Linked DNA regions of Homo sapiens: region 2 is linked to region 1. Evidence: read pairs that join two places in POLR2A ChIA-PET (ENCODE). Cell type or tissue: GM12878. All regions are shown on one strand. Each heading gives the region's core, and the rest is flanking DNA. Links, peaks and the distances in the headings are about the cores only. Region 1 overlaps LOC105371870 (a long non-coding RNA gene). Region 2 overlaps ARSG (arylsulfatase G).

The links. Peaks named below come from ENCODE experiments on the same cell type or tissue, not always from the same donor. Only the 100,000 strongest peaks of a DNase experiment are listed, where the experiment ranks them.
Region 2: POLR2A ChIA-PET joins it to region 1 with 15 read pairs; 4 of 35 experiments call an interaction of 5 or more read pairs at or near these places.

What each region holds. Positions count from the first base shown.
Region 1 is chr17:68,173,642-68,185,877 of GRCh38, forward strand. LOC105371870 (a long non-coding RNA gene) reads left to right here. Exons shown (of 4, transcript XR_934937.4): 2 at 7,910-8,031; 3 at 8,655-8,705; 4 at 9,727-12,236. Among named protein-coding and RNA genes, the nearest start is that of AMZ2, 68 kb to the right of the region's middle. RefSeq lists enhancers at 8,476-8,605, 9,797-9,866, 9,887-9,946, 10,719-11,319, 12,200-12,236. In GM12878, for the core only: no CTCF peak of the experiment used is centred there; no DNase peak of the experiment used is centred there; H3K4me3 peaks cover 3,666 bases; H3K27ac peaks cover 3,766 bases.
Region 2 is chr17:68,329,982-68,342,217 of GRCh38, forward strand. All of the region lies in intron 2 of ARSG (arylsulfatase G), which reads left to right. Among named protein-coding and RNA genes, the nearest start is that of ARSG, 45 kb to the left of the region's middle. In GM12878, for the core only: no CTCF peak of the experiment used is centred there; no DNase peak of the experiment used is centred there.

The sequences.
Region 1 (12,236 bases), core at 2,845-10,844:
ATGTGTTACACTCGTTGGTGTTGGTAGCAGATGGTTGGTATTGTAGTTCAGCTTTCTGGAGAAAGCTTGTCAGGCTTCAAGAGAATGTTTAGCATCTGTGATGGTCCATGAGGGAGGTTCCCCTCTCCACCCCTTCACCACTTTACATGGAGCATTTACAGTGTGTGAGTTTCCATGCTAAGGATGATACTTTCATGATGACAGTGTCTGAAGGGCAGGTGGGCAGAGGCCAGCAACATGGAACTGAGGGGTCAGTGATGCAGGAATCCAGTGACATTGTTTATTTGCACTCACTTAAAAGGGTTTGTCAAACACAGCCCAACTCAACTGGAGTCCTGAGAAGGTGACCAGACCAGGATGGAGGCCCAGGGAACTCACCAGAAGTCCCCATGCATCAGAACAAGGTCGAAGCATCCTGGTGAGTAGATAACACGTGCCCATGCTTTGTGGGAGGAAGTCCTCCAGCAGTTTCTCTCCTTCCCCTTGGCTTTGACTCAGCCTACCTGGGATTATGCAGTTGGTTCTCCACTCCAGATGCCTCAGGGAGGTGACCCTTCCTGTTCTGGGTTCTGCAGAAACCAACAGCTCTGGGCTTGTGCCCATCAAGCACTCTTCTGCCCATTTTATACTCTTGTGGACGCATGGTGGTGTTGATACAAGCCCCGAATTAAAGGATCCATGGCTGCCCGTGACAAGACAAAGCAAAAGCAGGCCAGAGTTAAACAGGCCCCTTGGGTCCCTTCCTTCATTTCATAAATGGGAAAATCAAGGTCTGGGCAGGGAAAGGGACTCAGCCAAGGCCACATACACAGCACACTGATGGCCGAGCCGGGGTTAGGACTCCCAGCATACCCTGTAGACTTCTCTAATAATAGATAGGCTGCTTGGTTTTTCTTTATTAAGGGTTGGTTACACATTATCTCTCTCTGTCTTTCTTAAAACAATTATTCTTTAATATCTTTATATATTCAGTAAGTGTTCAAATTTCCAACTATTTTATGTCAAAAAGCATTTTCTAACATTTTTATTAAATCAAGATCCAAACAAGATGCACACAATATGATTAGTTGATGTCTCTTAAATCTCTTTTAATCCATGGATTCCTCTTTAATCTTTCTCTTTTTCCCTTTATTCTTTTTTATTTGCTTATTTTTTTCAGACGGAGTCTCGCTCTTGTTGCCCAGGCTGGAGCGCAATGGCGCGACCTCGGCTCACTGCAACCTCCGCCTCCTGGGTTCAAGTGATTCTTCTGCCTCAGCCTCCCCAGTAGCTGGGATTCTAGGTGTTCGCCACCAAGCCCAGATATATTTTTTTGTATTTTTAGTAGAGTTGGGGTTTTGCCATGTAGGCCAGTCTGCTCTCGAACTCCTGACCTCAAGTGATCTGCCTGCCTTGGCCTCCTAAAGTCCTGGGATTACAGGTGTGAGCCACTGCGCCTGGCACAGAAATGGTAATATTCTATCATCCTGTCTTCATTTATTAGCTGGATTACTTCTAAAGAGAAACTCCTCCTTGTTAACTATTCCATTACCTGGAGTCTTATCTCATCAATTCTGGGAAGATTCTGGGTACGTGGGATTATCCCCACTTCCATGTTAGGCCAGAGGTCAGAGGGGCTGAAGGAACTGTCACCAGCAGAAGAATTGGCTGGCCCAGCCAACCGACAAAATCATAATAAATAATTAAAAAGTGAAGGCTGGGTGTGGTGGCTCATACCTGTCATCCCAGCGCTTTGGGAGGCCTGAGCGGGAGGCTTGCTTGAGGCCAGGAGTTTGAGGCTGCAGTGACCTATGGTCACACCACTGCACTCCAGCCTGGGCAACAGAGTGAGACCCTGTCTCTAAAGAAATTAATAATCAAGTGGTTGTTTTAAGGCCCTAAATCCATCAGCAGCCCATGCATGGCAAAACCAGGCCTAGGGGCCCCTGGGCCCTTTCCTTCCTTCACAGGAGGTCAGACCTGCACAGAGTCATCAAGAGCATGCAGTTCAGCCTCGCCATGTGCAGATGGGGTGGCTGAGGACTGGGAGGTATAGTGACTCATCCAGGCCTGCGCACATCACCCAGGTCATGGGCATATCCTTAAAAGAAACTCCTGAAAATTCCTTGTGATGGGTTTCAGTGTCTTTGCTGGCTGGGCCTGATGTTCTCACTCTAAAGCCTGTGCCTGTAAGCACTTGCACTAGGCCCACCATTCGACCTGATCTTATTTCCTGTGGTGTTCTCAATGCTGATAACAAATGCTTGGTAAATATCTGTTGAAATGAATCAATGAATGAAGGAGGTGTTGTTTCTGTATGTCAGGAATGGGCTGCTCCTGGACCTCTCCACTGGGGAAGATACTGGAGGCATTGGGATGTCCACAGAGCAGCCATCCTGGTGGGCCCAGCGAAGGAGCCAAGGGCACAGGGATGAGTGGGAAGCAGAGAGTGGGAGGCAGGCAAGAGAGCTCACTCCAGGAAAGCAAGCAGAGTGGGAGACCTGCCCTCCACCCTGGCAAGGGTCCAGCCGAGGAACAGAATCCTGCTGGGTGGGGAGGCAGCATAGATGGGGTTCCAGCAGGTAGCAGGGACCAGCCACTGAGCTGGGGTGAGGGCAGAACTCCAGTTGCAGGATGGAGCAGGCCGGGCCCCCATCCTTACACTGGGCAAGTGACCAAGGTGAGAACTCAGGCCCAAGGAGCAAGTCAGAAGCCCTGTGTATCAGGTAGGATTCAGTTGGGTTGAGAAGAATGAAAACCCTCAAATATCATTGTCTCAAACAAGTTCAAAGCTCAGTTTCTCTCTCATGTTTAGCTGTCCTGAGGGAATCAATCCAGAGCCAACAGAGTGCTCCATGATGCAAAGGCTCCTGTCTTATTGCTCTGCCATCCACAAACATGACTTCTACCCCATGATACAATATGGCTGCTGGAGCTCAGCCTTTCCATGCTATATTCCAGGTATCAGGAAGGAGTATGGGAAGGAGAAGAGTACTCTCCTTTTTTTTTTTTAACAGCAATTCCCAGAACTGCACAGATGGTTTTCTTTACATTCTTTTGGCCAGAACTGAGTCACATGGCCATGTCTAGCTGCAAAGGAGGGTTGGAAATGTTGTCTTCTTTTCACGTATTCATGAGCCTAGCTAAAAATCAGAACCTGTAACTGAAGAAAAGAGAACATAACTCCAGTGACTCAAATTATGACACAAGCCAGAGGTCAACCAGGGAACTCACAGTTCAGGCCCAGGGTGCTGGGCTGTAGCCATTTACACCCCTGCTGCCCTAGGTCCTGGGGCTTAGGCAGGCTGGTGTCATATGACTCCCACTGTGGGAGGGAGGGGCCGTGGAGCTTAACCACAGTGCTTGGCTGTCCAAGTACCTGCAACCACAGCAACGGTGGGTATTGTTTGGGGGAGTGGGGGGATAGTCTCACTCTGTCGCCCAGACTAGAGTGTAGTGGCTTAATCTCTGCTCACTGCAACCTCTACCTCCCAGACTCAAGCAATTTTCCCACCTCAGCCTCCTCAGTAGCTGGGACCATAGGCGCACACCAACATGCCTGGCTAATTTTTTGTATTTTTAGTGGAGTCGAGGTTTCACCATGTTGCCCAGGCTGGTCTCAAACTCTTTGATTCAAGCAATCCACCCACCTTGGCCTCCCAAAGTGCTGCTGGGATTACAGGAATGAGCCACTGCACCTGGCCTTTTTTTTTTTTTTTTTTTTTTGTAGCTAACCCAGCATTAGCCCAGGAAGAAGCCTCAACGGCAAGAAAGTAGGGTTAGTCTGCTCATTGGCAGGGACAGGCACAGACTCAGAGGCCAACAGCTGCTTGATGCTGAGAAAAGTATCCTCAAAATATGGGTCAAGGCCAGGGACTGCCTTTTCCCAGGAGGCAGTGATGTGGCTGATGACAGCTTCTTTTATTCTTTAAAATTTTACTATAGAATAGCATCCATGTAGAAAAGTACATAAATCATAAATGTACAGCTCAATGATTTTCACAAAATGAACACACCCAAGTAGCTAGCACCCAGATCAAGAAATAGAACATTATCTAGAACTTTAGAAGCCGCCCCCATCCCCTTCTTCCTGTCCTCTTCCCACCCTCCCCAGTCTTCAACCACCAACCCCCACCGGCATTTTTTTTTGAGACGGAATTTCACTGTTGTTGCCTAGACTGGAATGCAATGGCGTGATCTCAGCTCACTGCAAACTTCGCCTCCTGGGTTCAAACGATTCTCCTGCCTCAGCCTCCCAAGTAGCTGGGATTACAGGCGCGTGCCACCACACTTGGCTAGTTTTGTATATTTTTAGTAGAGGCGGGTTTTCACCATGTTGGCCAGGGTGGTCTCAAACTCCTGACCTCAGGTGATCCACCCGCCTCGGCCTCCCAAAGTGCTGGGATTACAGGTGTGACCTGCCGCGCCCGGCCCCCACCAGCGTTTTTGTAAATCAGTGTAGGTGATTCCACAGTATAGTCAATGTTGAGAACCACTACTTTCATAACAATGCTTCTCAAACCTGGCTGCAAGTTAGAATCCACTGGGGAATGTCTGTCTTTTGAAGTAGAAGATGGAACCAAGATAGCTAAGAAGGCAGAGTGGCACTTGCCATGGACCAGCTGTGTGACCTTCAAGGAGTTCTTTCATCTCTGTCAGCCTCATCTGGGAAATGGGAACACGATCACATTCCTGCAGAGTTGGGGCTGAGAGATAGAGGATGTCAGCCCAGGCACATGTAGGGGCTCCTGATACGTGGCAGCCACTATTGTTCTTATTAAAAGTGAGCAGCCCCAGCCGGGCACGGTGGCTCATGCCTGTAATCCCAGCACTTTGGGAGGCTGAGGCGGGCGGATCACAAGGTCAGGAGTTTGAGACCATCCTGGCTAACACGGTGAAACCCCGTGTCTACTAAAAATACAAAAAATTAGCCAGGTGTGGTGGTGGGCGCCTGTAGTCCCAGCTACTCGGGAGGCTGAGGCAGGAGAACCCCGGAGGTGGAGCTTGCAGTGAGCTGAGATCACGCTATTGCACTCTAGCCTGGGAGACAGAGCAAAACTCTGTCCAAAAAAATTTAAAAAAAAAATAGATTAAATAAATAAATAAAAGTGAGCAGCCCCAGGAAGATGTAAAGCCCTCACTTCCTTTACGCAGATGGAACCCATTCTGGGGATAGGGGACACAGGTTTTGTTGATGAGAGGTCACGGTCCTTCTAGGGAACACAGAAAAATTCCAAGAGCAGCAGAGATTCCAAGCCGAGGTGGACGGTATCAGAGACCAGTGGCTGCGGATGCACTTGGGCAGGCCCAGCTTTGGCAAAGCCAATCTTCCTTTGGCAAGAACAGTGACTGGCTGCAGGCTGTGACGCTAAAAGCTGCTTATGGAGAAAGAAGCAACCTTTGTTGAGCACATACTACGTGCCAGACACTGCCTGCATGCCTTAAATTGTGGGAGCAGTCAGACTGATCCCTTTTTAACAGTTGAGGAGCCTGAGGCTTGGAGGCTGCAGTGCCTGACTTCCTCACCGAGGAAAACCTGGTGTCCCCATGAGCCTGGGATCTGCCTCTGTTGGGATGCATGCCTGAGGGCATGCTGCATACAGAGTGACCTGGGGATGTGTTGTTTGATTAGATGCTCATCTTTGTAGTTTTGCCTAAAACAAAAAGTACATGGCTTTTTAAGCCATTGACAACTTTATTCTTTGCACCTATTATATCACATGTTCATTGTAGAACATCTAAAAAATACAGATAAGCGAAAAGAAAAAAAATCAAAATCTGTCCTAGTCCCAGCCTACACAGATGGCCACTGTCAATGTGTGAGCATATATTTTCATACATGTGAGTCTGTTTGCATGTGTGTGTAGAAACTTAACAGAAAGGAGTCACATGCTACACATTGTCAAAATCTTCGTCTTCAGTTAATAATATATAGTGGCCATCTTTCTGTGCCATTAATTATTTATTATTATTTTTGAGATGGAGTTTCACTCTTGTTGCCCAGGCTGGAGTGCAACGGCACAGTCTTGGCTCACTGCCATCTCCGCCTCCTGGTGAGAGGTGACAGCATGCTGGCAGCCCTGGCTCACTCTTGGCGCCTCCTCGGCCTCGTCGCCCACTCTGGCTGTGCTTGAGGAGCCCTTCAGCCCGCCGCTGCACTGTGGGAGCCCCTTCCTGGGATGGCTGAGGCCGGAGCCGGCTCCCTCAGCCTGCGGGGAGGTGTGGAGGGAGAGGCACGGGCGGGAACCGAGGCTGCGCGCCACGCTTGCGGGCCAGCTAGAGTTCCAGGTGGGCGTGGGCCTGGCGGGCCCCGCACTCAGAGCGGCTGGCCGGCCCTGCCGGCCCCGGGCAGTGAGGGGCTTAGCACCCAGGCCAGCAGCTACCGAGGGTGCGCCGGGTCCCCCAGCAGTGCTGGCCCACGGGTGCTGCGCTCGATTTCTGGCCGGGCCTTAGCTGCCTCCCCACGGGGCAGGGCTCAGGACTTCCAGCCCGCCATGCCTGAGTCTGCCCCGCCCCGCCGCCGTGGGCTCCTGCGCCGCCTGAGCCTCCTTGAGGAGCACGGCCCCCTGCTCCACGGCGCCCGGTCCCATCCATCGCCCAAGGGCTGAGAAGTGCGGGGGCAGGCCGCGGGACTGGCGGGCAGCTCCACCTGTGGCCCCCGTGCGAGACCCACTGGGTGAGGCCAGCTGGGTTCCTGAGTCTGGTGGGGACTTGGAGAACCTTTATGTCTAGCTAAGGGATTGTAAATACACCACTCAGCACTCTGTATCTAGCTCAAGGTTTGTAAACACACCAATCAACACCCTGTGTCTAGCTCAGAGTTTGTGAATGCACCAGTCAGCACCCTGTGTCTAGCTCAAGGTTTGTAAATGCACCAATCGACACTCTGTAGCTAATCTAATGGGGACGTGGAGAACTTTCGTGTCTAGCTCAGGGATTGTAAACACACCAATCAGTGCCCTGTCAAAACGGACCAATCAGCTCTCTGTAAAATAGACCAATCGGCTCTCTGTAAAATGGACCAATCAGCAGGATGTGGGTGGGGCCAGATAAGAATAAAAGCAGGCTGCTGGAGCCACCCGTAACAACCCGCTCTGATTCTCTTCCAAATAATGGGAAGGTTTTTCCCCCCGTTTTTACAGTAAGTTTTGCTGCTAATCACTTTGGATTTTCACTGCATTTATGAGCTGTGACATTCACTGTGAAGGTTTAAGGTTTTGCTGTTGAAGCTGGCAAAACCACAAAACCACCAAGAGAAACTAACAGTTCCACAGGCACTGTCTTAAGAGCTGTAACACCCACCATGAAGGTCTGCAGTTTCACTCCTGAGCCAGCGAGACCATGAACCCAGCGCAAGGAAAAAAGTGCAAGTACATCCGAACTTCAGAACATCAGAAAGAAGAAACTCTGGACAGGCCCCCTTTAAGAACTGTGACACCACCTGCGAGGGTCTGCGGCTTCATTCTTGAAGTCAGCCCAAGAACCCACCGATTTTAGACACACTGGGTTCAAGCGATTTTCCTGCCTCAGCCTTCCAAGTAGCTGGGATTACAGGTGTCCACCACCACGCCGGGGTAAGTTTTGTATTTTTATTAGAGACAAGGGTTTTACAACATTGGCCAGGCTCATCCCAAACTCCTAACTACAGGTGCTTCTGCCACCTCAGCTTCCGAAAGTGGTGGGATAAGAGGCATGAGCCACTGTATCTGGCCTCATTAAATATTCTACAACAGTGGCACTGCATTAGAATCCCTGGGGAAGCTTTAAAAATGTCAATGCCTGGGTTCCACACCTACAGTCAAATTTAATTCATCTGAGGTGGCCTGAGGTTTGGAATTAAAAAAAAAAAAAAAAACTCCCCAAGTAGTTTAAATATGCAGCCAAACCTAAGAGCTGCTAAACTGCAACTTTTTTTTTTTTTTTTTTTTAGGTGGAGGAGTGCTCTGTTTACCAGGCTGGAGAACAGTGGTGCAGTCTTGGCTCACTACAACCTCCATCTCCCAGGTTCAAGTTATTCTCCTGCCTCAGCCTCCTGAGTAGCTGGGATTGCAGGTGTGTACGACTACACACGGCTAATTTTTGCATTTTTTTTTTTTTTTTTTTTTTTTTTTTTAGTAAAGTCGGGGTTTTGCCATGTTGGCCAAGCTGGTCTCAAAACTCCTGACCTCAGGTAATCCACCTGCCTCAGCCTCCCAAAGTGCTGGGATTACAGGCATGAGCCACCGTGCCCGGCCAGCATTTTTCAACAAGGGCTTTGCATTCCATTTGCTGAAGGGGGTGCGCTGTAATTTGATCAATCCCCTTTTCTTGGACATTTAGGTTGGTTCCAATTTTTATATCATCATAAACCAGCAATTAGCATGCTTTTTCTGTAAAGAGCTAGGTGGTATTTGTTCTGGCCTTTGCAGATCACAAGTTCTCTCTTAGAACTACTGAGCTCTGCCATTACGGCAAAAAACCAGCCACAGACAATGCATATATGAATGCACATGGCTGTGTTTCAATCAGACTTTATTTAGAAAAACAGGTGGTGGCCAGATCTGGCCTGTGAGCCATGGCATGGTTCACTGAACCAACTCTATAAACATTGTGTGGTACATCTTTTTGAAGCCAAACTTTCCTAGTATGAAATGATCATTTTCTTGTGACAATGATTTTATACTGTTTCTTTTTAGAAGTAGGACCCTTCTTTGAATGAAACTTAGTAAGATTCATATAAGTAACAGGTAAGAAGTCATTCTGTTAGCATAAATATATTTTATAAATTCAAATGTGCAGTATTTAGAAGGCCAGTTAGGGGTTGCAGATGATTGCCTTTTTTTTTTTTTTTTTTTTTTTTTTTTTTTGAGGTGGAGTCTCGCTCTGTCGCCCAGGCTGGAGTGCAGTGGCGCGATCTCAGCTCGCTGCAAGCTCTGCCTCCCGGGTTCCCGCCATTCTCCTGCCTCAGCCTCCTGAGTAGCTGGGACTACAGGCGCCCGCCACCACGCCTGACTAATTTTTTGTACTTTTAGTAGATACGGGGTTTCACCGTGTTAGCCAGGATGGTTTCGATCTCCTGACCTTGTGATCCGCCCACCTCGGCCTCCCAAAGTGCTGGGATTACTGGCATGAGCCACCGTGCCTGGCCAGATGCCTGCAGTTTTAAATCAGACTCGGCACCAGTGACATTCAAATCAAAGTTTTGCAGAACTAGCAAAGCAACTCTATGGAACCCCAGGATTCCACTGGGAACACAGTTTGAAAATCATTGCAATAGGATAAATTCTTGGAAGTGGAATTGCTGGAGCAAAGGGCCTGAACCTTTTAAAAGCAGTTTGTGGCCAGGCACGGTGGCTCACACCTGTAATCCCAGCACTCCCCTCTGTGCCGTGACTCAGGAACCAGGTAATGTGCTGAGTCAGGCCCCAGGCACAGGAAGCCACAGATCAGACACAGCTCAACAACAGGCTTCCCTGAGCCCCCTTGGCTCACACCAGCAGCAACGCCGGGTTCCATGTGCAGATAAGTGATCCATCTCAGTCTCTCCCAGCTGACAGGGAGTTGAAGGTTCTACTCTTGGCCCTGATCCTAATACCAGTGCCAATAATCGAGCACCTACTATTTGCAAAACATTGGGCCAGGAACTTGACCACATCCTCCCTTCATCCTCAGAACAACCCGTTAGGGAGGGCCTCCCTGTCCCCATTTTCTAGATGAGGAAATGGAGGCTTTAGAGCAGCTAACGTGGCTTATACAACCTGCCTGCAGAACCTTCCAGGTCTGAGCTGAGGTGTCATCTCTGAACACCAGGCTGCTGCACTAACCAGAAGACCCCTCCCCACCTGCAGTGGCCTCGCTGCATCGTAAGGATGGAGGAGCTGTTGTCTCCACAGCTGACAGGTGCTTAGTGGTTAGAAGTCTGGTTTTCGCGCGGCTTAGATCTTTAACATCTGAACTAGTCCTGTCAACATATTTTGTTATATTTCTGGTGGCTTTGTCTTTGATGCTATTATAAATGATTATCTTTTAAAATAATACTTTGATGATATATAGAAATGAAATTGATTTATTTGACTGTATCCAGCAACCTTTTCAAATTCTAATAAATTGTGTAGGGAAAAAAAAGTCTGGCTTCGGAGTCAGAACGGAATTGAATCCTGCCTCCACCACTTCCTACCTATATGACCTGGTGAAACTTATCCCTCTCTGTGACTCAGTTTCCTCATCTGTAAAATGGGAAAATTGAAAGCAACTAACAGGTTTGGGGCCGTTTTGCTTGCTGCTGCTGTGGCTTCAGTGCTGAGGCCTGGCACTCAGCGGGATGTCAGCCCAGGACTGGAGCTTCTTTCTCATGGTATTATTTTGAATTTAGATGAAAAGAGGTATTCCAGGAGAGCTCCTGGCACAGGGCCTGGCAGGTGGCACATCCTCAGTAAATGTGAGCTGCTGTCAGCTGCTGTGTGAGTGCCTGGTGTGGCCCTGTTGTCCCCTTGAGGGTTGGGGGACAAAACAGGCCCTCAGGAAGCCTGCCTGTGTATTCGGGGGCTGGGGAGATCTCTGACCTCCTGTCTCCTAGCTCCACCAGCATCTCTCACCTCCCCCAGCAATGTACAACCCCTTCTTTTCCCATAGCTTAGGCCCCTGAGGTACCAGCCCCCCAGCCTAGGGACAGCCCAGTGGCAAACTCCTGGTGACCTGGGTCAAGCTGCTGTTCTCCAATCCCAACTCGGCTCTTCCCGTGACTTGGCCCCCAGGCCTTGGGTGAGGCTCCGATGAAATAACACACAGGAATGTGCGCTGAACACTGCCAAGCACTGCAGGTGGGCAGGGGCTTTGTGCTCCCCAGCGACTGTTCCTATCCTGCGGGAATGGAGGAGACCGACAAAGAAGCCCCACTCCTGGGCTGACATCCTGCCAGTGCCAGCCGGGCCTCAGCACCAGTGGGTCAGCCAGAACAGCAACGACGAACAATGAGGCCCCAAACCCGTGGGCCCCCCACTTTCTATCTTGAATTTCTCTGTCTTTCCTAGGCCAGCAATGTTTGAGAGGGAGAGCGAGCTGAAGATTTCCTGATTTCAGATAGGCCTAGAGAAGGATTGTAATTTTCTAGTGTGAAAAGGAAGTGGCACAAAGATGAGGGCAATGAAGAAGATGGTTCAATGGAAGTACCAGGGTCCTGTAAATAGGGAACGTGTTTTATGATCAAACCGTTCTTTGCATTTTTGGTGATTTTGAGGTTTAATTTCCTCTATGTAGTTAGTTAACTATTTAACACTGAGAGCAGGGGTAGGGATAAGGCAAACAACAAAAAAGCCAAAATGAAACCAACTTCTGTGGGGTTTCCCCACCCCAGGGAGGTGGAGGCTGAGGTAGAACTGACTGAGAGAATCACCCTCCCTGCACTGTGATGAAGACACATCCACACATCAGGACTACACAGCTGGCAGGTGCTGGCTGTCCAGAGGAGCAAACAGCTTCTTCCTTGTGTTTCTGTGTCTCTTAGTAGAAATCTGTGCCCTTGGGAGAAAACTGAATTTGCACCCCTTGAGGCAAACACTTGACCAAATGAATTAGGCAGATGGGTGGATGGGTGGGTGAATGGGCAGGAGGTGTGACAGGCAGGAGGCGTGACAGGGAAAGAACACTGTTCTGACAGGCACACACTGCCACATCTGCCCTCCCAACAACCCCGATACAGACACTGTTGTTAACCCTCCTTTTACAGATGAGGAAACTGAAGTTAATTTGCTCGTGGTAACACAGCTAGGCAAGTGGCTACGTTCAGCTGGAGAAAAGGAAAATTCTGAAAGACTTTAGGATACATCTTATTCAAAAGCATTTGGTGAACATAAATATGTACCCAAGGTATAATATTAAGTGAACCAAGCTTGTTATAAAGCAGTATGAGTCCTGTCTGATTCCAACTTTATAAAAAATAGATGCATATGTCAATAAATGCACAGAAAAGGGTATACCCTAAAATGTTAATAATGGTGATCTCTGGGTTATGACACAAAATATTGATTGGTCTTTGGGCTTTTCTTTAATTTTAAAATGTTAATAGACATGTATTATCTTAATAATGGGAGGAGCCACAGAAAAAGTGCTTTTCAAAAACATGAAATCAATAAGCCCATGCAGGACCTGCAGGGGGCTGCAGTCACCTGGGCCTCATAGGCTTGGCAAAGGCTTTAGTTATGCCCTGATTGGAGGCCACTGGCATGGAGAAGCTGTAGGTCAGCTAACTGGAACTAGGACATCCAATGTGATTGGTTATG
Region 2 (12,236 bases), core at 1,473-9,472, 150 kb after region 1:
GGTGGATCACCTGAGGTTGGGGGTTCGAGACCAGCCTGGCTAACATGGTGAAACCCTGTCTCTATTAAAAATACAAAAATTAGCTGGGTGTGGTGGCATGTGCCTGTAATCCCAGCTACTTGGGAGGCTGAGGCAGGAGAACCACTTGAACCCTGGAAGTGGAGGTTGTAGTGAGCTGAGATCGAGCCACTGCACTCCAGCCTGGGTGGCAGAGTGAGGCTCCATCTCAAAAAAAAAAAGAAAAAGAAAAAGTTTAAAGATGACTTTGGATGCACCATGGAAAATGAGGGGAGGGGGAATTGGAGACAGGAATTGGAAGTGGGGAGTAAGTAGGGCTGCCACTTATAGCTGGGGAGACTGTATATTGCTCACCTCTGGACTGTGGTGTGAATGGTGGCCCTTGGGTTGTTTGACATGATGGCCCTAGGATCTGGGTACAAGGTGGTGGTAGCTTGGACCAGGACATGAGCAGATAGATGGAGAGAAATGGATAGATTCTGGATATATTTGGAAGTTGAGTTGATAGGACATGCTAATAATTTAGCTGTGGAGAGGCAGGAGGGAATGAGAGAAACCTCAGATGACTGTGACTTGAGTGACAGGGTGGGGGGTGCTATTTACTGAGAGGGAAGATTGGTATAGGAATAGCTGGTATGTAGGGAAAAATCTAAAGAAAGCCCAGATAAACTTGCAGAAACTGGCAAAGGAAGCAACCACATGCCACATGGGAGCGCTGTCTGGGGCCCTGAGACCAACAAGCAGTTTTCTCCTGGCCTGGGAAGCCCATTGGGCTGAGAGATTTAAGACAAGGCTGATGGCATTGTGGAGGGCTAGCTTTAGGGGCACTGTGGCCTGGGCAGTTGCACACTTAGACCCTGTGCTTGGTTGCAGGCTTTGCTGTCTCTGTCTTAAAATTTTTAGTGATTCTTGAACCAGGGACGCTGCATTTTCTTTACCTTTTTCTTTTCTTTACTTTTCTTTATTTCTTTTTTTTTGCGGGGGGGGGGGGAGGTGGTGGGCGGGGACAGAGTGTTACTCTGTCACCCAGGCTGGAGTGCAGTGGCATGATCTCAGCTCACTGCAACATCTGCCTCCTGGGTTCAAGCAATTCTCGTGTCTCAGCCTCCCGAGTAGCTGGGACTATAGGCGCCCACCACCACATCCAGCTAATTTTTTGTATTTTAGCAAAGACAGGGTTTCTTTCTTTCTTTCTTTCTTTCTTTCTTTCTTTCTTTCTTTCTTTCTTTCTTTGTTTCTTTCTTTCTTTCTTTCTTTCTTTCTTTTTTTGAGACAGAGTCTTGCTCTGTCACCCAGACTGGAGTGTAGTGGCACAATCTCGGCTCACTGAAAGCTCCTGGGTTCATGCCATTCTCCTGCCTCAGCCTCTGGAGTAGCTGGGACTACAGGCGCCCACCAGCTTGCCTGGCTAATTTTTCGTATTTTTAGTAGAGACGGGGTTTCACCGTGTTAGCCAGGATGGTCTTGATCTCCTGACCTCATGATCTGCCCGCCTTGGCCTCCCAAAGTGCTGGGATTACAGGCGTGAGCCACTGCGCCTGGTGCAAAGGCAAGGTTTCACTGTGTTGCTCAGGCTGGTCTTGAACTCCTGAGCTCAGACAATCCGCCTACCTCGGCTTCCCAAAGTGCTAGGATTACAGGCATGAGCCACTGTGCCTGGCCTGACTATTGGGGGAAACTCAGCCCCTGATATTTCACGTGCGTCCTTTTCTATTTTCCCTAAGTGTCAGCCAGTCTGAGAAATAAAGGGAAAGAGTACAAAACAGAGAAATTTTAAAGCTGGGTGTCCGGGGGAGACATCACATGTTGGCAGGTTCCGTGATGCCCCCAAGCCACAAAACCAGCAAGCTTGGGGAGGGAGTGTACGAATAGGGTGTGGGTCACAGAGATCACATGCTTCACGAGGTAATAGAATATTACAAGGCAAATGGAGGCAGGGCGAGATCACAGGACCGAGGCAAAATTAGAATTGCTAATGAAGTTTCCGACATGCATTGTCATTGATAACATCTTATTAGGAGACAGGGTTTGAGAGCAGACAACCGGTCTGACCAAAATTTATTAGGTGGGAATTTCCTCGTCCTAATAAGCCTGGGAGCACTACGGGCGACCGGGGATTATTTCATCCTTTATGTACAACCGTGAAAGACAGACATTCCCAAAGTGGCCATTTTAGAGACCTCCCCTTGGGAACGCATTCTGCTTCTCAGGGATGTTCCTTGCTGAGAAAAAGAATTCAGCGATATTTCTCCTATTTGCTTTTGAAAGAAGAGAAATATAGCTCTGTTCCGCCCAGCCCACAGGCAGCCAGACTTTAAGGTTATCTCCTTTGTTCCCTGAACATCGCTGTTACCCTGTTTTTTTCAAGATGCCCAGATTTCATATTGTTTAAACAATTTGTGCAGTTAATGCAATCATCACAGGGTCCTGAGGCGACATTCATCCTCAGCTTACAAAGATGACAGGATTAAGAGATTAAAGGCAGGCATAGGAAATCACAAGAGTATTGATTGGGGAAGTGATAAGTGTCCATGAAATCTTCACAATTGATGTTAAGAGATTGCAGTAAAGACAGGCATAAGAAATTATAAAAGTATAATTTTGGGGAACTAATAAATGTCCATGAAATCATCACAATTTATGTTCAGAGATTGCAGTAAAGACAGACATAAGAAATTATAAAAGTATTAATTTGGAGAACTTAATAAATGTCCATGAAATCTTCACAATTTATGTTCTTCTGCCATGGCTTCAGCCAGTCCCTCCGTTCGGGGTCCCTGACTTCCTGCAACACCTGACCCTGCATTTTCATATTTTACTGGGTTCCATGAATTTTGAAGCTGGTTATGCTGTGGTGGATAAAGAGACAACACCAGTAAGCTTGGGCCAGCTTGTACAGAGCTACAAATTCTGACCAAAATGAAGCCAGGGGCAACAGAAGCTTATGACTTAATGTATGTGAAGTGCTTGGAAAAGTGCCTGGATTATAGTAAGTGTTGCATAAATGTCAGCTATAAGAGTAATAAGAGGGCTGGGCCCAGTGGCTCACGCCTGTAATCCCAGCATTTTGGGAGGCTGAGGTGGGTGGATCATGAGGTCAGGAGATTGAGACCATCCTGGCTAACATGGTGAAACCCCGTCTCTACTAAAAATACAACAACAACAACAAAAAATTAGCCAGGCATGGGGGCAGACACCTGTAGTCCCAGCTACTCGAGAGGCTGAGGTAGGAGAATGGCGTGAACGTGGGAGGCAGAGCTTGCAGCGAAGGGAGATCGCGCCACTGCACTCCAGCCTGGGCGACAGAGCGAGACTCCGTCTCAAAAAAAATAAAAGAGTAATAAGAGGCCGGGCGTGGTGGCTCACGCCTGTAATCCTAGCACTTTGGGAGGCCAAGGCGGGCGGATCACCTGAGGTCAGGAGTTCGAGACCAGCCTGGCCAACAGTGGCAAAACCCCATCTCTACTAAAAATACAAAATTAGCCGAGCATGGTGGTGTACGCCTGTAATCCCAGCTACTTGGGAGGCTGAGGCAGGAGAATCGCTTGAACTCGGGAGGTGGAGGTTGCAGTGAGCCGAGATCGTGCCATTGCACTCCAGCCTGGGCAACAAGGGCAAAACTCTGTCTCAAAAATAATAATAATAATAATAATAATAATAATAATAATAATAATAAAAGAGTAATAAGAGTTGTTATAAGGAATGTTTAGGAGTGTGAGCCAAGAGGATCCTTGTGCTTCAGTCTCAGGAGGAAGGGAACAGAAAAAGCTGGGTAGAGATGAATATTTGGGGAGCAAAGTTGTGAGCAATAGCTAGAACTCGATTTGGACATCAAAGGGTAGCAGTTACTAGCTACCAGCCACATCCACATCCTGGGCTCAGAAGTTGGGTCCTGGTGGTCCCAATACGTGTGGCTGCCAGGGACGCTTTGAAAGAAACCTGTGCCTAGGGAATTTTACCCAAGGCCCCCAGTGATGGAGGGAAGAAAGCCTGCAGTGTTTCTTCTAGCCTCCAGGAGACTGATGGTTCAGGAAGGAAGAGCTGGCCGGGGTGGCGCCAGGAGCTCCCTGAGGTTCTGGAGGGAGGACCTCACCCAACCTGTCAGTGCATATGTTGGCGCACACACCTTCCCTTCCCTCATTCTGGCAGAAAGAGGGATCAATGGCCTGCTTCTAAGATTTGGTTTCAAGGCCAGGCCAGGCTTCCAGATGGACAGGACTGGGATCTCACAGTGCAATTTCACTGCTCTCTGATGATGTCCATTGCTGTTTGTCACCTTGAAAAACAGCATCAGGGAATGAACCCATCTTCTGGGACTGAGGCCCAGGTCTCTTTAGCAAGCCTTGTTATGTGGTACGAAAGCAAAGAGGACAGTGGCGTCACCCAATCAGCACACATTTGGTAGCACCCCATTTATTCTTTGCTGTGCTGGAGACTTCATAGTGAACCAAACCTTATCTTATGAGAGACACAGACATTCTTCTGGCTGTGTATTGCTGAGTAACAAGCCAGCCCTAACCTTAGGTTCAAGCAACAACCATTTTCTTAGAGCCCATGATCTTTGCGGTGAGGAATTCAGGCACTCCTTGGTTGGGCAATTCTTTAGTACTGGGCGTTGACTAAGGTCGCCTCGTGGAGTGTAGCAAGCAGATGGTCAGGCTGGGAGGTCTGAGATGGCCTTGCTCCTATGGCGGACATCTCCACGGGGAAGGTCTGAGCTGGAGTCACCGGCCAGAGGACCTACAGACGGCCTCTGCAACGTGATGGTCTCTGGGTGGTTCAGCTTCTTATATGGCGGCTCACAGAGTGTTTCCAGACAGGAGGTAGAAGCTGCCAGTCTTGTAAGGCCTGAGCCCAGAAACTGGCATGTAGGGTCACTCACTGCCACATTATTCTGTTGGTCACTGCAGTCACAGAACCCATGCAGATTCAAGGGGAGGGGACATAGACCCCACCTCTCAATGGGAGGCATGTCAAAGCATTAGTGGCCTTTATTATTTATTTATTTATTTGTTGAGACAGGGTCTCACTCTGTCACCCAGGTTGGAGTGCAGTGGTGCGATCATGATTCACTGCAGCCTCTAACTCCTGGGCTTAAGCCATCCTCCCGCCTCAGCCCCCCAAGTAGCTGGGACTACAGGTATGTATCACCACACCTGGCTAATTTTTAAATATTTTGTAGAGACGGGAGTCTCCCTATATTGCCCAGGCTGGGTCTCGAACTCCTGGACTCAAGCAATTATCACTGTTGTAGTTGAGTGTTATAAGAGATATGTCGGCCAGGTGGCTCATGCCTGTAATCCCAGCACTTTGGGAGGCCGAGACGGGTGGATCGCAAGGTCCGGAGATTGAGACCATCCTGGCTAACACGGAGAAACCTCGTCTCTACTAAAAATACAAAAAAATTAGCCGGGCGTAGTGGCGGGCGCCTGTAGTCCCAGCTACTCGGGAGGCTGAGACAGGAGAATGGCGTGAACCCAGGAGGCGGAGCTTGCAGTGAGCCGAGATCATGCCACTGCCCTCCAGCCTGGGCAACAGAGCGAGACTCCATCTCAAAAAAAAAAAAAAAAAGATATATGTCAAATGGTATATAATTACATGGAGAAGGGAGACCCCGCTTCTGTGCGGGTATTGGGGCGTGGCAGATAGGTTGCAGGAGGAGAGATCAGGGAGGATGTCATCGAGGTGCTAACATTGGAACATTTGAACTAGGCCTTGAAGACAGCTGGGATTTGCCAATGAATGGAAGGTAGGATAGTGGGGAGAGACATTCCCAGTGGGGAGAACAGCGTGTGCGAAGGCACAGATGCATGGGAGTAATGTGGTGTGTTGGAAGCAAAGGAGGTGCAGGCATCGGGGCAGCAGATAAGCCCAGAGAAGCAAGAAGAGCAATATCGTGTTTTTCTTTTCTGTTTTTGAGATGGAGTCTCACTCTGCCACCCAGGCTGGAGTGCAGTGGTGCTATCTGAGCTCACTGCAACCTCTGCCTCCCAGTTTCAAGCGATTCTTCTGCCTCAGCCTCCCAAGTAGCTGGGACTACAGACACCCACCACCACACCTGGCTAATTTTTGTATTTTTAGTAGAGACGGGGTTTCACTACGTTGGCCAGGATGGTCTTGATCTCCTGACCTCAGGTGATCTGCCTGCCTCGGCCTCCCAAAGTGCTGGGATTACAGGTGTCAGCCACCGTGCCTGGTCTTCTTTCTTTTCTTTTCTTTCTTTTTTTTTAGACAGACTCTCACTCTGTCGCCCAGGCTGCAGTGCAGTGGCACGATCTCAGCTCACTGCAACCTCCTTCTCCCAGATTCAAGCGGTTCTCCTGCCTCAGTCTCCTGAGTAGCTGGGACTACAGACACCCGCCACCACACCTGGCTCATTTTTGTATTTTTAGTAGGGACAGGGTTTCACTATGTTGGCCAGGCTGGTCTTGAACTCCTGACCTAAAGTGATCCACCCACCTTGGCCTCCCAAAATGCTGGGATTACAGGCGTGAACCACCACACCTGGCCAAGATCATGTTTTTCAGTAAGGGATTAGTGTGATCAAATTCGCATTATGGAAAAACATTTGGGTTGGGCACAGTGGCTCATGCCTGTAATCCCAGCACTTTGGGAGGCCAGGGCGGGAGGATCACTTGAGGCCAGGAATTTGAGACCAGCCTTGCCAACATGGCAAAATCCCGTTTCTATTAAAAGTATAAAAATTAGCTGAGCATGGTGGCGTGCATCTATAATCTTAGGTACTCAGGAGGCTGAGGTAGGATAATCACTTGAACCCAGGAGGTGGAGGTTGCAGTGAGCTGAGATTGCAACATCACTGCACTCTAGCCTGGGCAACAGAATGAGACTCTGTCTCAAATAAATAAATAAATAAACAAATAAATAAGAAAAAGAAAGAAAAATATTTGTACTAGTGTGGAGGGTGACCTGAGGTGACAGGAAGATCAGGCTCCTGTAATAACCTTGACTCTAGCTCCTAAGGACCTCTATGGAGGCCGTGATAGTGGGTGGAAGAGAGGGAGGACAGATCTGGGAGACTTGATAGAACTTGGTGACCACCTGACATGGAGAATGAGCGGGAGTGAAGCGTCTAGGCAGCCCTGATGGGTTCTCTGCTGGGATGTGGGGTGGATGGTGGTGGCACTGCTCCCCAGATGGCAGATGGGAGCAATTTTGGAGGGGAAACACTGAGGGCAGCCCTGGATTATTGCGTTTAAGGTGCCAAGAAGAGATGTTCGGGAGGGGAGGGGAGCGAAGGTGGTCCCCACATGAAGTCTGAACTGGAAATACGGATTTGGAGATCATCAGCTTTTAGGCATTAGTTTAGAGAGTGGGGCTGTCTGAGACTTCCCAGAGTGTGTGAGTGGACTAGAAGTAAAAAGAGGGCTGGGGAGGGAGCCTGGGCACATTCCAACATCTTAGATGTGGACAAAAGAAGACAGGCCCACAGTGGAGGGAGAACAGCAGCCATCAGGGAGGCCAAAGGAGGATGAAGACAGGTCTCCTGGAAGGCGAAGGAGGAAGGTTTCCAGAAACAAGGTGCTGTCTGGATGATCATGACCCTGAACAGGCACCTGGAGATTAGGAAGCTAAGCAGAAACGCTTCTATTTATTTATTTATTTATTTATTGTTTTGAGGTGGAGTTTCGCTCTTGTTGCCCAGGCTGGAGGGCAATGGCACGGTCTCAGCTCACCGCGACCTCTGTCCCCTGGATTCCAGTGATTCTCCTGCCTCAGCCTCCCGAGTAGCTGAGACTACAGGCATGTGCCACCACGCCCGGCTAATTTTGTATTTTTAGTAGAGACGGGGTTTCTCCATGTTGGTCAGGCTGGTCTCGAACTCCCAACCTCAGGTGATCCGCCTGCCTTGGCCTCCCAAAGTGCTGGGATTACAGGTGTGAGCCACTGCGCCCGGCCAGCAGAAACTCTTCTTTCCAAAAGCATACATTCCTAGAATCCCAGCACCGCTCGCTCCAGGAAACTTCTGTTTCAGGCAGGTCTCCGAGGAAAACCCCCCAGGCATTCAGGTGCCTGGTTTTTCTCTAGATGGTTTTTAGGGTATAAAAACCTTGAAAAACTGGCTTCCCTGAATAGATCATTCCAGTGTTGTGTCATCTGATTTCAAGAGGCCTTCCCCAGGCCCAGTTAGTACTTTCCTCCGTTCACATTGAGCTGTATTTGAAGATGTGTGTGTGTGTGTGCATGCATGTGTGTTTTTAGTGTGTGTGTGCGCGTGTGGGTGTCCCACACCTGTCTTTGGATGGTTAAGCCTCAAGGTCTCTTCTCATGCCCAAACCAAATTCATTTTTCTGTCCTCCCTTACATTAGGCCAGGGGGACTGGGCACATTTTCCTCTCCGCTTTAAAACTTCACTTTATCTCAGTTTCCTCCTTCCAAGACTGGCTGTGGAGTGGGCGAGTCTCCCCTGCCCCTTCCCTTCAACTTTCAAGACAAGCTTCTGGAGTTCTTAGTAGAGGCAGCATGGTTTAATGGCACCTGCATAGGATTTGGAATCAGACACGCCTGAGTCCCAGGGTGTGCCCTTGGATACCTGACTGCATAGTGCCACGGCCAGGAGCATGGACTGGATTTGCCTGGATACAAATTGTGGCTCTACCCCTTCCAGCAGTGTGAGGCAAGGTCTTTAACCTCCCCCTGCCTCAGTTTCTTCATCTATATATGGGAATCCTTATATGAGCCCATCCTAGGGCTCTCCCAGGAGGGGCATTTAATGCCATTAAATGACTTAGCACATGTAAAGCGCCCTGTTCGTAGTTCAAGCTAAAAAATGGTTATAACTATTCGTTGTAAAATGGAAACGACCTCCTTGGACTTTCGTTTGAAAATGAAACTGGAAGGTCATTGAGTATAGGGACTGTTTCTTTGCTTCCTTAACATGGATTACAGGGTCTGCCCCAGTAGCTGTTGCTGCTCAGTAAATATTTTTGGAATGAGTGAAATGATAAATGAATCCCTTTGTTATAAATCAGTAGCTTTCTCTCCTGAAGACCTCCTGACAGCCAGCTTAAGGGGCCAAGGCCCCTGCCTAAGAGATTCTCTTTGAGCATTCTCCACTCAGTTTGTAGGATTTTTTTTTTTTAAATGAAGTGATATATACATAAGATAAAATTAGCCACTTTGTAGCCGGGCGTGGTGGCGCGTGCCTGTAGTCCCAGCTACAGCTCTCAGTTGGGAGGCTGAGGCAGAAGAATCGCTTGAACCTGGGAGGTGGAGGTTGCAGTGAGCCGAGATCGCACCACTGCACTCCAGCCTGGGCGACAGAGCGAGACTGTATCTCAAAAAGAGAAAAATAAATAAAAATTAAAATTAAAAAAATAAAAAAGAGGAATATTATTCTTCCATATGCCTATAATACTGTTATTATACTCAGAAAATGAACAAAAATTCCCTGATGTCTTACATTGGGTCTGTATTAAAATTCCCTTAATTATCCTCAAACGTATTGCTAGTTTATGTGAACTGCAGGCCAATCAAGGATCACATGTTACATTTGGTTTTGTCTCTTTAATGGCTTTAATGTAGGTTACTACCCACCCCAATCCCATTTTATCCCATGATACTGACTTTTTGAAGAGACTAGACCAGTTTTCTTGTAGAATATCAAAATACTGGTTTGTTAAATTACTTCCTTGTGGTGTCATTTAATTTGTTTTTCTATGAGCTGTATTTCCTGTAACCTGGAAATTAGATCTAGAGGTTTGATTAGATTCAGGGTAAACGCTTTTGGCAAGAATCCTTGATTTTATAAACTTCATCTTGCATCCCATCAGGAGATGTACGAGGTCAGGGTACCCGTTGTGCATGACACTAAACTTAATCATTTTATAAGGTGGGGATCGCCAGCTCTGTCCAATTTATGATGCTCCGCGGTTGACACTCTGAACAACCACTCCCAACACATCCACTGATCATCAGCTATTAGCTGGGGGATGGGTTGATTTGGCTGCACCAAAGAAAAAAGAAAATAGATGAGGGTTGGGTGAGGTGGAGGTGGGGTTGCAAAAATGGTGATTTCCTGAGCCTGCCATCCCTTCCTTGCATCTGACTGCCTGGCATCCTTCTGAAAAGGAGTGCTTTCTCTCATCACCTAGTGATGACTGTGGTCCTTCTAAAGTGTCAAGATGAATGTTTAATTACGAATTTTTAGGGTGTGGAGTTGGCATAACATTCTTTTCTAATGGTGGTAAATGAATTTTTCTGAGTGTCAGTATGGACTAATGGATTTTTATTTATTCATGGCTTACAATCAAATACACTAATTGTTCTTTTTGTGTGTGTGTGTGTGACTGAGTCTTGCTTTGTCTCCCAAGCTGGAGTACAGTGGTGCGATCTCGGCTCACTGCAACCTCTGCCTCCCAGGTTCAAGCAGTTCTCATGCTTCAGCCTCCTGAGTAGCTGGAATCACAGGCGTGTGCCACCATGTCCGGCTATTTTTTTGTATTTTTAGTAGAGACGGAGTTTCGCCATGTTAGCCAGGCTGGTCTCGAACTCCTGGCCTCAAGTGATCCACCTGCCTCAGCCTCCCAAAGTGCTGGGATGACAGGTGTGAGCCACCACGCCAGGCCTAATTGTTTTTTGATGCCCACATTGTCCCAAGTTTGGCCAGGAGGAGCCCCTCGAAGTTGACTCTTGGGTCTTTCTTTGCTTCCTGGCACAAGCAGATGTCCCAGACTCCCCTGGTACTTCTCCTTCCTCAAATCTGCAATTAACTATTTCTCAAAGGAGAGCCAATTCCTTTTATTGCAGGATGGGGTTTAAAACAAAGATAGAGGTGTAGTATCCTCATTGCCACAGGCGTGTCAATGATTCTAGGCCCTTTCAGCAGATAGTAGCTGGGAGATCTGTATTTTTAAAAAGCATGAGTTCATAATGACTTCTATATTAATTTTAACATTATAGGTTTTTTATTATCTTCTTTTATTTTATATCTTTACCTTTTACCCTGGAAATCTCGGTTCCTGATTAGGAACATTAATATAATTACTTGTTTGCTTTACTCTACCATATCACATAAAATCGTTTCAAAATCCTGAACCCAATATTGCCACCAGTGGAACAGCTACTGAGTGAAGTTTAAGCTTTTTTTGTGGTTCTCTTTGTCCTTAGATTATATCCCATTAATATTGTACAGCCAGAACACTGGGTGCTGATATTACTTGAAATGATTCTTTCCTCTGTGTGGTCATATTACTGTTTATTATATGATTGGATTTATTTGTTTCAGCGTTTTTTGTTTTTTGTTTTTTAATTATAGGGTCTGCTTGTTTTCCCCTTGTGGTTTAATTCTACTTTTTGGCCATGTCAAACGTTTACAAGGTACGAAAGTCAAACTGTATAACAACATAGTCCAGAGATACTTGCTTTCCCCCTCCACATACTGTTTCTCCCTCCCCTTGTGGGAAACCATTCTTTTATTAGCTTCTGGTGTATCCTTTCAGTGTTTCCTTGTGCTTTTTGAAGTGTTCATAACAGTCCCATCTTTTAGATTGATTCCAACCTCTGTGCCACTTCCTCTATGGAGATTTCTCTAAACCTTGGACCGTCATCCAGTTCTTTCTCCGTATCTCAATCCTAGAGCATTCTTTATCTCCATGTCCTGTGGCTCTATTCATCTATTTGGGGTCTTAATTACATGCCATTGTGCATTGTTGTGACTTACATTTGCTCACGTCTTGTCACTCAATGTCTTGTTTCTGCATGTTCCTTGAGGATAGGATAATGGCTAGAATTCTTTTGTATTTCTCAACAATGTCTAAAAAAGGACTGGGCATACAGTAATAGGTAATAGATTCAGTCAATTCTTTTTTTTAATTTTTTGATACAGACTCTTGCTCTGTCGTCCAGACTGGAGTGCAGTGACGCGATCTTGGCTCACTGCAACCTCCAACCCCTCGGTTCAAGCGATTCTCCTGCCTCAGCCTCCCAAGTAGCTGGGGTTACAGGCATGCACCACCATGCCTGGCTGATTTTTGTATTTTTTGTGGAGATGGGGTTTCGCCATGTTGGCCAGGCTGGTCTCCAACTCCTGACCTCAGTTGATCCACCTGCCTCAGCCTCCCAAAGTGCTGGGATTAAAGGAGTGAACCACTACGCCCGACCTCAGTCAATTCTTGTTATTGATAATAGTTATGTTCTATCAAGCCACCGTGAGTACTGAATTGGGGAATACTGACTCTTTTGCTCCCAGGGAAAATATG